Linked DNA regions of Mus musculus: region 1 is linked to region 2. The links are chromatin contacts, found by POLR2A ChIA-PET in ENCODE. All regions are on one chromosome and are shown on one strand. Each heading gives the region's core, a stretch centred on a gene start or an enhancer-like site at or near the end of the contact. The rest is flanking DNA. Distances are from core to core; before and after follow the strand shown. Region 1 holds the start of Nfatc3 (nuclear factor of activated T cells, cytoplasmic, calcineurin dependent 3). Region 2 holds the start of Psmb10 (proteasome (prosome, macropain) subunit, beta type 10).

What was found. ChIA-PET counts read pairs that join two places held with the same protein, here RNA polymerase II (POLR2A).
Region 1: POLR2A ChIA-PET joins it to region 2 with 11 read pairs in Patski. The contact joins the promoter of Nfatc3 here to the promoter of Psmb10 in region 2. POLR2A ChIA-PET finds 5 or more read pairs at or near these places in 3 of 5 experiments (Patski and embryonic stem cell).

What each region holds. Positions count from the first base shown.
Region 1 is chr8:106,056,003-106,063,235 of GRCm38, forward strand. Nfatc3 (nuclear factor of activated T cells, cytoplasmic, calcineurin dependent 3) reads left to right here and starts at 3,588. Exons shown (of 10, transcript NM_010901.3): 1 at 3,588-3,991. The coding sequence starts at 3,889.
Region 2 is chr8:105,935,262-105,942,082 of GRCm38, forward strand. Psmb10 (proteasome (prosome, macropain) subunit, beta type 10) reads right to left here and starts at 3,131. Exons shown (of 8, transcript NM_013640.3): 1 at 2,694-3,131; 2 at 2,418-2,505; 3 at 2,233-2,330; 4 at 1,980-2,120; 5 at 1,605-1,720; 6 at 1,435-1,493; 7 at 735-886; 8 at 467-644. The coding sequence starts at 2,749. The coding sequence ends at 533. Lcat (lecithin cholesterol acyltransferase) reads right to left here. Exons shown (of 6, transcript NM_008490.2): 4 at 6,685-6,780; 5 at 6,378-6,602; 6 at 4,290-4,879. The coding sequence ends at 4,311.

The sequences.
Region 1 (7,233 bases), core at 2,338-4,837, 120 kb after region 2:
TCCCACAGGCTTTAGTCCTCCCAGGTGCTGCTCCTTTCAGGACTCTGGTCTTGGAAACTGCTCCCTGGACCAAGTGCAAACCCCTAGTCCAGCAGAAGACAGAGTGAGTGATGGCCTGGGTTCTCAGTACTCCTTGCTGACTTTAGCAGCTAATGTTTTGAGGTTAGAATTGGCTGGTTTTAACTTAGCCATCCAAACTGGAGCTGCTTCAGGCAGTCCGTTTCTCTATGGCAAGCATTGGCACAGAGGTAGAGAGCAGGCACAGTAAACTAAGAGTTTGGAAGGGGTGTGTGTGTGTGTGTGTGTGTGTGTGTGTGTGTGTGTGTGTGTGTGTGTGTGTAGTGGAAGGGGAGAGGGTATATGGCACAGAGAGAAAGAATTTCTAAACTTGAAGGTTCCTGGCTTTCCCTAATATGAAACAAGGGACGGGGTTGGGCTAAGCTGTACCACTCCATGGTCCTGAGGCATAGAAGAAGCCTTCGCAGTAGAGCCTCAAGGCTAGGCCTATGGCAACAGAAAGTGTCTCTTGATTCTCAAGCCTGGGCCATCATTTACACAGGAGGGGCAAAGAGTCTGTAGACTCGGTGGTCTCTGTCTACTCTGAGGTTCTGTCTACTCTACTTCCCACCAGGCTCCCCTGAGACATCTGCAGTTGGAGTAGATGGTGAGCAAGAGCTTTAGGGGAAAGAAACCTCGGCCCTAGCTGGGGAAACGGTGAAAGGAGTATGCATGTTGGGGGAGGTGTGTGTGTGTAGGTGTAGGTGTGTGTGTGTGGTGGGGGGACCTTCATGGCCTATAGGCATCTAGTTGCTGAGTTCTTCCTTGTCTCTCTTTCTTCCTCCTTCCCTCTCCCCTTCCCTTCCTCTTGCCCAACACAGTCCATGCTGCCTTTCTTACCAAAATAGTAACTCATTTCCTACAACTGGTTCTTTCCTCTGCTGAGCCTTTAACACCTAAACCAGAAGCCTTTCCTGCAGCCTGGCCCTTTTCTAGATAGTCTCCAGCACTCAATGTCTGGGGGAAAAAAGATGCTGAACATTTAATAAATGGTGGATTTTTCTGTGGTCCCTTATGAAGTTTAGGAATTGACAGACCATGGTCTACATTCTGCATCCCTGGTCAGATTTATATTTTTATTTTTTTAAAAGATTTATCTGACTTTATGCACATGAATGTTTTGTCTACTTGTATATATGTGTACTATATGTGTGCCTTGTGCCTGTAAAGCCAGAAGGCAGCACCAGACACCCTGGGAGTTACAGATGGTTGTGAGTCACCATGTCAGTGCTGGGAACCAGATCCAGATCCTCTGGAAGAACAGCAAATGCTCGGGCTCTCCAGCTCTGCTATCTCGCCAGCTCTGCGGCCTCTACTTTAGCGCAATTCACCTGTTTCAGGTGAAGTCATACCTGGGGAGGGGTGGGAGACTGGGTCCTCGATCTCAATCTAAATTACAAGCATGCATCTACAGACTGGAGCTGAAGTTGCTTTAAGTTTTATGGGAACGGGGAAGTAAGCTGGCTAAATGTTGGGGACCTTATAGGAAAACGGGACCGTGGGAACTAGTTGGTAAGCCTATAGTCTGTCTCGGCTGCAGGTGGGATGTAGCCTTTGGTCTCCTAGTTTCCAATTCAAGCTTTCTAAGTTAGCCCATCTGAAGACAGGATAGCTTGTTGTGAAGTTTTTTTTTTTTTTTTTTTACCCACTTAATAGGTTAAGTCCTTCACTTTTTGTTTTAAGGAAGGATCTCCTGTCCCTAAGCTGTCCTCACACTCACTATGTAAGATGATGATGGGGGCCCGAGCATGGTGGCACACGCCTTTAATCCCAGCACTCGGGAGGCAGAGGCAGGTGGATTTCTGAGTTCGAGGCCAGCCTGGTCTACAGAATGAGTTCCAGGACAGCCTGGACTACACAGAGAAACTCTGTTTCAGGAAAAAAAAAGAAGAAGAAGAAGGAGGAGGAGGAGGAGATGATGAGCTCCTGATCTTGGCCTCTGCCATGTGAGTGCTGGCACTCCAGCCATGTGCCATTAAGTCTGACTGCCTCCTCTTCCTGCTGATCTGAATGCCCTTAGCCAAGTGTTCTATAGAGAAGTGACTATTATAGTCTCCAGCTTAGCATCACCCAGTGACCATGCCCACTCATACAGCATCACCTTTGGTTTCTGATCATTGGTCCTTCCATGGAACAAGCTTTGCTCGTCTTTTGCTTGGATCTCCAGTTTCTACTACTCCTGTAGCGTGTGGGTGGGTGTTCAATGTCCTCAGAGCTCCTATCACAGCTCTAATCTCTTTGCACAGTAATTATATATTTGCTATTCCTCTCTCTCTCAACCCTGATGGGAGACTATCTCTGTATCTCTGTGTCCCTCATAAGTACTGGTAAAGCCCTGAGCAGGAATAAACCAGTCCAAGATGAATGGCTCACGAGCTCAGAACATTCCTTGCTCTTCTGACCCTAGGCTTAGCCGGGGTCCCCCTGAGGCTCACTTAGTAGCCCAGGAATCACTGAGATGCAGAGATCTTTGCAAGGAGCTTGTGCTTGCTCCATTCTCCCAGGGGCTTTTGTGAGTAGTATCAGACTTGCTGTCGTGGAGGAGGTGGTCACTGGCTTCTCCCAACTCCTTCTCTTAATCATGCGCTAAGTAAACAAGACTGAGTCCCCAGACTCCAAGGGATGGTGTCTTGGGCCATCTCATGTCTCACCGGGGAAGGCAGACTCTTTGAGGTGAAACCAAGATTGAAAGCCGGTTCTTTTTGACAGCGTCACTTCCTATATGTGGGCTTTCCTTGCTCGGGTGTCACAATGCCTTAGTCTCACGGTTATGTACTAAGATGCAGAGGCCAAGAAGGGTACTTTTCTCTGTGTCTGCTCAACTTCCGTCAAGGACCAGACCTGGTCCCTCTGATTTAGGTGAGGCCTAGCTAGAATGCATGGCATCCTCTCCGGGCCGGCTTGAGGGGACAAAGGCACAGCCACTGAGACGGGGCCCCACCCCAGAAGGGTGGCTCTGAATCGACTCCAGACTTGTCTCGCAAGGTTTTCTTCGGCTCCACCCTAACCTACCCAAAAGTTCGAACCAATCCCTGGCCCTCTCCAAGTTACGCCATCGAAGTTGGTATGGAGGGATGCGGGGGATGAGTGGTAACTTTTGAGGTGGTCTAACGAACGTATCCACTCTAAACTCAGCTATAAGTGAAAAGTACCTCTGTGGGGCCAAATATCCGGACACCTATAACCCTGGCGCTCTGCTACCCACTTCCTCGACATGAGCTCCGCCCGATGAGGGGGAAAAAGATAGTCTCCAATTGGCCTACGTGGGTTCCCAATCTAATTAGACAGCGCTATTGGCCCTACCCTGGTCTTGGTTTAGAAACTGCGGAAGAAAGAGAGTTTTAACTACAACTTCCGAGAGGGAGCAGGGCTCTGGCGCTTCTTGCTCACGTGACTTCCTCCTCGCAGAGGACTCACGCGATAGGTCGGTGAGGAGGCGGGGCCCGTGGCTGTCAGCGGGGCCAGCGGCCTATGGGCTGCCCCGTCGGGCGGGAGCGCGGCGAGGGGCGGGGCTGGGCGCGCTGCAGGGCGCGGGAGCGCGCCGGCGGCGGTGGCGGCAGTGGCGGCGACTGTGGGGGTGGGGGGCGGGGAGCCTTGGTTGAGGCGACCGTGGCTTTTCTGCACCCTCGACCGGCGGCGGTGACGGCTCCCGGTGCGGCGGGGCGCTCGGCCAGCTTTCTAGGTCGGAACGGAACGCTCGGCCTCGCGGGCCCCGCCCGGAAAGTTTGCAGTGGAGCCGCGACCTCCTGGCCGGCGCGGCCCAGCATGAAGCGGCGCTGAGGAGCCGCCGCGGCCGCCTGAGGAGGAGGCGCTGCACCCCGGGCCACGCCGATGACTACTGCAAACTGTGGCGCCCACGACGAGCTCGACTTCAAACTCGTCTTCGGCGAGGACGGGGCACCAGCGCCGGTGTCCCAGGTCTCGCGGCCTGCAGGTGGGTGCCGGGCCGGCCGGGACTGTGGAGCGTGCCCTCGCCGCGCTCCCGCCAGCTCGCCTTCCCCTCGGTCCCCCTGGTGCGTGCGGGTGGCGAGGAAAGCCCGATTTAATTTGAGGAGGAGAAGGAGGCGTGTGGTTCGGGGCGACGTGGAAGTGTCTTGGCTGCGAGCGAACTAGTAGGGAACTCGACTCCGAGAGGCCAGTGGCCGGCGGACGCCCGGGCTTTGGAGGCAGAGGTTGTTGGGGCCAAAGCCCCAAGAGGTTTCTGGTTGTCGTAGCTGTGCCAGCGTGGTGCAGAGGAAATGTCTCCGAGAAGTGTAAGCGCACTTCGCTGTCTTTAGGCTAGTTGTAAAATTCTTTATTTGAAAGATGCGTGTTTTCAAATTCCACTTTAAAAAAAAATCTACTTTGCTAGAAGAGCGAGTTCGAGTTAGTGTCCACTTGTGTAAATTTATATTCCATCCACGCTTAGTTTCAAGTATACTATAACGGACCTTTCTGAAAACTGGGTTGTTTTGCTTGGGCAAAGTGTTTCTGGAGATTAAAAAACAAAAACAAAAAAACAAGATACGTTGCCTTTTAAAATTACAGTTCTCCTAGAATGTTCTAGAAGGCATTTTTTAATAATTTTAAAAAAAAAAGCTCTTCTCAGAAGATGTTTTAAAAGATAAGTTGGGAAAGCTGGACACCATAATGCTTGCGGGTCAAACCAGTCAGTAAATAGAAACAGGATGATGACTGGGGACTTAACTCTCTCCTGTGACCTGGTTTGGAATAGTGTGGTTCGTTAAGTTCAGCTTCCCTATTACATATGCAAGAGAACTTAGAAAAAGAAGATGGATAAGAGTATTCATGTTTATTCTTTCCAGTATTAAGTGAATTATTTAAATTTTTTCATAGTATTGTGAGGGCTAATACATTGTTTTCTCAGCGTTGCATTGAATCTCTAGGTGGTACAATACCTTTTAGTTCCTTTTCAGCCTTCGTATACTGTTTTCAACGTAATAAATATAAAGTTAAGAGTTGACTGTAGAGCCGGGGCGTGGTGACGCACGCCTTTAATCCCAGCACTCGGGAGGCCGAGGCAGGCGGATTTCAGAGTGAGTTCCAGGACAGCCAGGGCTACACAGAGAAACCCTGTCTCAAAAAACCAAAACCAAACAAACAAAAAACAAAACAAAACAAAAAACCCAGTTGACTGTATTCATTTCCAGTCCCATTAGCATTATTTTAATCAGCCTTAATGTCGAAGATACTAGTGGATACTCACTGGGTAGTGTATACTGATGCAGGCTCCTGCTCCTGATGAAAATTGGGAAACAGATGAGACACAGCTCAAACAGCTATTACTCGGCAAACTAAATTGTCATAAATTTTATATATAAAATAGAAAAATGGGGTTTATGGAGCTGATGGCATTGAGTTGCACTTAGGTTATGGAAATTGAAAAAATAAAACAACTTGTTTGAGTGAATTTGTAGAAAACAAGTTTGCAATTGGATTTGTAGTTGAAATTCCCAAAGATAAGCATGAACAGTTTTGCCAGAAGCCGACTTTAAAACGTTCTGGGCGGTTTTCTCGCCCCCCCCCCAACCCCACCTTTTGTTTTTTCTATCATTTCTTTTTTAGAGTCTAGTTCTGTCAGGTCTGCCGCCTCATCTTCCAAGTGCTGGTATTGGTGGCCATGTGCCACCATAATCAGTGGTCATTTTCTTAAGGATATTTGTTTTCCATTATGGTGGAAATCATATGAAAAAGTAAAACTTTATGCTTTTGTATTTTACTGAGACAATGTTTCAGTATGTATCACAGGCCAGCTTAGAACTGTCCATGTATCCCAGGCTGGCCTCAGAATGGAGATACGCCTCCTGCTTCAGCCTTTGAGACTACTGGGGTTACTGATGTAAAACACCGTACTCGGCTATTTTATTCAACACAGTTGTGGTTTTATGAGTAAATACCACTTACGTTTTGAACCACGACTCGTTTTTCATGGTAGTTAGCATTGTTTTGGTTCTTTGGCTGATTGGTCAGTTCCACAAAATAGCAGATTTTGGAAATTTTGGCCTATATTAGTTCTATGTTTCTCTGAAGGTTTGAGAGTACTTAGAGCACATTGAGGTTTCCATGCATTGAAAATATTTTTGAAAACTTCTTTGTGGAAATTAAAAATGGTGTCACATACCTTGAATCCCAGTACTTGGGAAGCAGAGGTAGGTGGAGATCTCTGTGAGTTCTGTGCCAGACTGGTGGTCTACATAGAGAGTTCCAGAATAGCCTGTCAATATATTTTTTTAAAACAAACTATTTTGTTTTTCCTTAGTATCTAACTTCAAAATGACCATATACCCCAGTAAATAGAAACTTTAGAAGCATTAATATAGTGCCAGACAAAGTATTTACTATAACCAGTGTTTGTGTGTTTCTAATCTATACTTCAGAGGAAGTAGAGGCAGGCAGACCACAAGTTTGAGGCCAATATGATTTATGTAGGACATTCCAGAACTATGTGGTGAGACCATGCTCAAAAAACCAAACACAATAAACAATGAAACTCACCTATGTATAGTGCATTCCATTATTATAAAGAGCAGCTTCCAATACTCTGGTGTTCTGTTTACATCTCTCTCTTTAGTTTGCTGTTAAGATAATCATGATCTGGCAATTCAGTTTTCTGTGTGTGTGAACACATAGTGTGTAAGTTACAGCTCATCTTCGGGTGTCATCCTGGGTAAAGCTGCCAGTCTCTTCATTTTTAAGGCAGTGTCTTCATTGGCCCGGAGCTTTCTATTTAGGCCAGATGTAGTTGTCTAGTGAGCCCTGGGGATCTTCCTGTCTCTGCCTCCCCGGTGCTGCCATTACAAACCTGTACTGCCACATCCAGCATTTTTATATAGCCTCTGGGAATCAAACTTAGGTCCTAACACTTTATCTACTGAACTCTCTCCTTATCCTATTTATTGATTGATTTATTCAGACAAGGTCTTCATATATTATGTATTCCTAGCTGTTCTCTTCTCACTGTGTACTAGAGGGTGACCTTGGATTTTAGTTGGAACCATCGAATGTGATCCTTTTACTTCTCAAATGCTGCCATTATAGGCATGGCTTACATATGCCTAGCTTTCAATTTCAATTTGTTTACTTAAGACAGTGTTCCACAAAACATAGGTTAGAACTCACTCACTTTGTGTGTGTGTGTGTGTGTGTGTGTGTGTGTGTGTGTGCGCGTGTGTGTGC
Region 2 (6,821 bases), core at 1,881-4,380:
TGTGTAGACAAAGCCCAGCTTCTCACAAGCTCACACATGTTCGGTCCTCTGAGGGCTGTCCTAAGTAGAGGAACTGTAGGTGGTGAGAGGTGCTTAGTGGGAACTTGTCAGGAAGTGGTTGCTCTATCAGCATTTTAGCCTCCTAAGGTCCCAGGGTAGCTGGTGGAAAAAGGTGGTTACTGATAAGAAAGGGAAAGGCTAACAGTGGGGATTGTCCATCGGGGTCTTCCAAGACAGGGTACTGGTGGGGTAAGTTTCTACCATATGGAACTATGGTTTGGGGATGACAGGATATAGCTTTCTACCCCAAAGCTTATAGTCCTGGGCTTCTGCACGGATAGATCCCTGAGGTGAGGAGGAGGAGGACCTCAGGCCAAGAACTGGGTCTGTCGTCCTTAGGTGAATACCTCAGCCACAAAACTCCTACAGATGCTTGGCTCACTCCTCTCAAGAAAGACACAGCCTTCTGTTTAAGTGTTTGTGTTTCCCGGATTTATTCACCCTCATTCCAAACTCTACATCTCAGGCCACTTCATTCCACCTCCATGGCCTGCACAGTTTCCTCAAGAAGTTCCAGGGTCAGGGGTCTCACTTCCCGGGTCAGGACAGGTGTGGTTCCAGGAGCAAATCGGTAACGGCCAGCTCTAGAAGGGAGGAGGGCCAGCCTTTTAGAATGCAGCCTGTCCATGCACACGTGTGAACACACACAGAGCCCTCCCTTCCTGTGCTCTTACCTCTGCACAGGCTCGGTGGGGGTGCTCAATGCTCTCTGCAGCTTGGCACCCCCTGCAGTGATCACACAGGCATCCACATTGCCCCCAGAGCCCAGGTCACTCAGGATCCCTGCTGTGATGGCTTCCACCAACAGCTCTTGCGCAGCCTCCAGCTGGGTAGTGGAAATGAGGTTAAATGGACCTAGTGTTACCACACTCTAACCAGGGGACTTGTTAATCTTGAAGTCTAGACAATTTGCTCTTTATGTAAGCTCAACCTCCTTTCTCTCCATCCATTGAAAATTCCAGTCCCTTGGCTTCTGACCCCCTCTCCTCCAAAACTGTGTGCCCTCCACTCACTGTCCTCTGTACAAACTTCTCAGTGTTGCTTACATGTACCCCCCCCCAAGTTGTCTTCCCACCCAGTCTGTCACGTGTTTCTCTCTGGGCCTTAGTTATCTCTGAAGCACATAGTCACTTACTTCTATCCCACTCCCAAGTCCAATCTCAAACATCATTTACCTCTTCCTTCAGTAATGATCCGTTGTGAGCTTCTGCTTCTCTCTGTGGTCTAAGCTTGGTTCCTGACTGGCCCTCCCATCTTCAACTTTACTCAGTCCCTACTCAGTTGTCCCCTTCACACCTACAAGCCTTTCTTATTTCTATACTTGGCTAGGGTTTTTCAGCACTCCCCGCCAGTGAGCATGAAGAAGTCGCTCACCGTCATGTTTGGCTGGAACCGGTCTTCCAACAGTGCCACGGCTGCACCCTGACCAGAGCCTGCAGGTGGGAAGGGGCATCCGAAGTCAGTTGTTAGCTGCGGAGGTACAAACCTTGAAGGTGGGGTTGCAGGAGCAGGATTCGTGTGATTTAAAGGGTGGAAGAGCTCACCAAGGGCAGTAAAGGGCAGACGGCTGTAGGAACCATGTGGGTGCACCTCGTAGAGCTGAGGTCCGTTCAAATCAACCCCGCCCACGACCAGTGATGCCCCCACGTGGCCTTGGTACCTGTGGAGGAGCAGGCAGGGTTAATGTTAGCAGACAGGCCCCGCCCATTACACTGCCTTTTGGTCTGAGTCCCACCCCTTCCTTTGGCCTGGCGTCCTGCAATTGACGCTGCCTCTTCCGGAACTCAGCTTGGTCTGTCTTCTTCCGGTCTCCCTGCAGGTCGCAGCCCCGCTCCCCCCCACTCCACGTCCCGCCTCCTGTCAACTCCACCCACCTGCAGATACCCCGTTTAGGGGTCATCTTAGCCCCACTTGCTCACCGGAAAAGCGTCTGGCGCAGGATACGGGTGACCGTGGCCACCCGAGGCTCACGGCCGGTGGACAGCGCATGTAGTTCCATCTTGGAAGCTGCCATCCGCGTAGTCATCTCAGTGTCCGCAGCTACTCCAGCCCCACAGCAGCTAAGGGACAAAGGGATGGTGGATGTGGACAGGGACGTGCAGGGACAAAGTAGGGAGTGAGCGACAGTGCAGCTTATGTTTGAATATGGGGACTGGTCCGGGGCATACTGACTAGATTTTAGGGGCGATGAAGTGGATCTTCTCGCAGCTTTTGTCCGCCACAACCGAATCGTTAGTGGCCCGCGTGTCCGCTCCCAGGATGACTCCATCCTGCAGAGGCAGAGCCCAGCCTTAATGCCCACCTGATCTCCGCAGTGGCTGCCCTTCTAGCCCTCCAGCCCTTATCACCCCGCTTACTCGGAACACAAGCCCCGCGATGGTAGTCCCGGTCTTGCGTGCATGAGGAACCCGAAGTCCCGGAAGGACGTGTTCCAAGGACGCATTCCTGGAAACATTGGGGTGACTCGCGTTTCAGTTCTGCATCAAGGGAGGGTCCCTGAACCGGTCCCCAAACCCATTTCTACTCATCTCCTGGCTTAAGCCCCTACTTGGTCACCCAACATAGGGTTCCCCCACTCCACCAATAAAACAAGGCACCAGCAGTTCGTGACTAGAACTCCACTCCCCTTTCACCTCTGGCAGTTCTCGAAAGAGAAGCCTCCTGTGGGTTCCACTGCCTGCTTCAGCATCTCGCAGGAAGGCCAAGTGAGAATGCGGGGGTCTCGATGAGTGGATCAGCCAGGGGGAGCAGAGGCGTCTGTCCTGGCTTCTGTGGGGTTTTTCCGGACGCTTCCTACTTTCGCTTTCACCCCCACCCTAGTTCAGAGGCTGTTGGCTGCTGTGTGCATCTTCTCTTTCACTTTCGTCTTTGCTGCTAGTCCCAGATAACTTGAGGAAGGGGCTATTACACTCCTTGCCAGACCTATGGTGCGCCTTAGATCCTCCATTCCCATCTCTGCTGACACCCCCTGAGCACTGCAGGCACATACATGTATTCAGGTAAAACACTCACACACATAACCCCTTAAAAGTAAGTAGAAATGAAGCCCTTGCAGGCTTAGTTATGTGTGTGAGTGAATGTGGTATGTGCATGCCACATGCCCACCAAGGTCAGAAGAGGGCATCAGATTCCCTGGAACTGAAGTTACAGATGATCATGAGCCACCATGTGGGCGTGCCACCACGTGGGCGTTGGGAACCAAACTCAGGTCCTCTCCAAGTGCAAAAAAATGCTCTTAACTTCTGAGTGCTTGCTCTCTCTCTCTCTCTAATGTCTCACATTAAATCTTCTTTAGATGAACTGTCTTTTCTTCAGATCCTAAACTTTTTTTTTGGGGGGGGGGGGCGCTTGAAAAACTGTTTTTCAGTGTAGTTGAGTGTAGCCCTGTCTGCCCTGGAATAAGCTCTGTAGACAAGGTTGGCCTGGATGAGAAGATTAAAGGCATGTGTACCACCACGTGGCCCTAATTTTTTAATTTTTTTATGGCTTATTTTATGTGCGTTGGTGTTTTGCCTGCATGTCTGTGTGAGGTGTCAGCTCCCCTAAAACTGGAGTTACAGACACTTGTGAGCAGCCATGTGGGTGCTGGGTATTGAACCAGGGTCCTCTGGAAAAACAGCTTCTTTCAACAGACGCTGAGCCATCTCTCTAGCCCCATTTATTTGTTTGTTTTTTCGAGACAGGTTTTCTCTGTATAGCTCCGGCTGTCATGGAATCCAAGTTCTTACATTAACAATCCCCAGCCCCAATATCTTAAATTCTATTTATTTGTTTGTGTTTTGGGGACAGAATCTCTGTGGTCTTGGCTGTCCTGGAACTGTGTGTATCAGAGTGGCCTACAGAGATCTGCCTGCCTCTGCCTCCCAAGTGTTGAGTTGAAGGCGTGCACCACCATGCTTTATTATAAATTTCTGTATCCAACCAGAACTCAAAAGTCGACTTCAAATCCTATTTCTCTGTGTCCCCATTCTAACAGCCATATACCCAGATCTGAATATTGTCCTGGGCCCCTAAGAAGGAAGCCACAGAGCAAGCTTCCTGAGCAGCTCAACTAGGACAATGAAAATCTATTTACATATCTCAAAGTCAGTCCAGTCTGGGGCCTTAGCAAAGCCCACTGAACCCCGTGTTCCCCTAAGCCCAGATCAAGCATGCATCAGCCAGGTGATGCAGGTTATCTAAGGAACCTAGTAGTGCCTTCCCCTTAACCCATAACAAACACCCTGCACTTATTTATAACAGCTAGGTCTTTATTCAGGGGGTGGGGGACTTGGGCTGGCAGCTGGCGACTTAGGAGTGCGGTAGGCACCCAGTAGGATGGCATTGATATGCTCCAGTGTCTTATTGCTGAAGACCATGTTGAGGTGATCTGTCTCGTTCATGGGCAGCAAATGTACGGGCTGCGACTGGCGGCCCTGCCACTGGCCACAGAGCTCAGTGCTGCGGGTGGCTACGGTGTCGTCCCCATCTTCATAGAGTGCAGCCACGGGGTCTTTGTAGGGGAAGTTGTGGTCATAGATGTAGGTGTGGGGTGTGGGTCTGCCCACACCGTAGAGACAATATACTTCTACACCAGGTGCGGGGAGGCGCTCCAGTAGGTCACGAGACTGAAGAAACATGTGCCAGCCTTCTTCAAAATGCAGATCTGTGAAAAAACGCTCAAAGTCTTGGACGGTGTAGTTGAAGTTTGGTGTGGAAATGAACACATGGTCTTCAGGCCACACGTGAGGGGCTGGGAGCATCCAGGGGGAAGTCGTGGTTATGCGCTGCTCCTCTTTCAGCTTTATGTTGGACAGGATGGGGATGCCCTGGTTGTCACCTAGGACAGGGGAGAACAAGGTGGGACAGGGAGCTGGGCCTGGTCCACAGTTTACCTCGGCAAAAGCACTCCACCTTGTTTCTGCCACAACCTGATCTTGATTCCAAAACACAGACAAGAGCAGGCCTGGTGTTCGGTTAAGTGCTCCGTATGCTTATTTGCGGGGGCTGGAGAGATGGCTCAGCGGTTAAGAGCACTACTGTTCTTATGAAGGTCCTGAGTTCAAATCCAACAACCACATGGTGGCTTACAACCATCTGTAATGGGATCTGATACCCTCTACTGGTGTGTCTGAAGACAGCTACAGTGTACTTACATATAAATAATAAATAAATCCTAAAAAAAATAAAAATAAGGGCTGGAGAGATGGCTCAGTGGTTAAGAGCACTGACTGCTCTTCCAAAGGTCCTGAGTTCAAATTCCAGCAACCACATGGTGGCTCACAACCATCTGTAATGAGATCTGATGCCCTCTTCTGGTGTGTCTGAAGACAGCTACAGTGTACTTAGATACAATAATAAATAAATCTTAAAAAAATAAAAATTAAAATAAATAAATAAAAGAGGCTATGCTGGTAAGACAGAGCTCAAACAGGGAAGACGACAGGGAAGATGGGGCCTCAAACAGAGTGTATGACAGTTAAAGAGAATAAGGGATATGTGTTTGTGTGTGTGTGTTGGCTATTCTTCCTTAGGTCCTCTGCCTATGCTACACAGTGGTCACAGGACTGCATTTCAGGAGATTTAGACAGTATCTGTTTTGGTTTCTTTGGGTTTTGTTTTTGTTTTTTTTGAGACAGGGTTTCTCTGTGTAGTCCTGGCTGTTCTGGAACTTACTCTGTAGACCAGGCTGGCCTCAAACTCAGAAATCTGCCTGCCTCTGCCTCCCAAGTGCTGGGATTAAAGGCGTGTGCTACCACTGCCCGGCAATGGTATCTGCTTTACATCCAGTCGTACAGTCTGGTGGATCACTCACTAGACTGTAAACTTCACAGTGAAGGCTAAGTCTGGCTACGCCCAGTATACGGTGGTGTTTAGTGAGCAGTAGCTGTATTAGTACTGGGTCCCTGGGGCTACTGCACAAACAGGAGCAAGAAGGATCCCTAGGTTTGGCCCTGCCGTGGCAGATCATGTCCTCAATGAAACAGATTCCTGGGCACAGGGGCTCTGGGAGGTAAAATGTAGCTAAAAGCCATAGTGTACAGGACTTGGGGGCTACCAGGAGCAAATCTGGGGTTGACAGACGACTGGGATTGGCTTCCTCTATCAGCACTCAAGGACTCTGGAAGGAGATGTCCAAATGGTTGCTGCTTTCAAGGGGCTAAAGGACAACAGGTGTGCCCTGACAGACAGACAGACAGACAGACAGACAGACAGACAGACAGACAATATCCCCGGGGCAACACTGAGCAGAGCTGGAGTGACGGCTAGCTAGCTCTGTGATCTGCTTCACTCCTCCTTACCCCACACTGGATGACCACGCCCAAGAGGCTCCTCACCTGAGGCCAGGATCCGCATGGCCTTGATGGAACCACCCCACGGAGCCCCGAGAGAGATAAAACCATCAATGAAGTGGTCCTTCCAGGACTGAGGCTGCCGCAGTAAGAAGTGGAGCACATGCAGACAGCCAAGGCTATGCCCAATGAGGAAGACAGGCTTCCCATAAGCGGCATACATCTCCTCTACCAGGCCAGCCAGCTTCTTGTAGTATTCATCCTGCTGGTCTGAAGACGAGTAGATAGGTCAGGGTAGTTAGGACCTGGGACCACCTGTCAAGGCCCCAGCCCATCACCTGCAAACACTTACGGGGTGCCAGACGCCAGTCATAGGGTGCGGCCCGCACTGTCTCATCCCGCACATATCCGTTGTTAACCAGATTCTGCACCAGTGTGTGCAGGTAGCCTGTGGGGAGGCAGAAACAGAGGGGATTCTGTCCATTATGC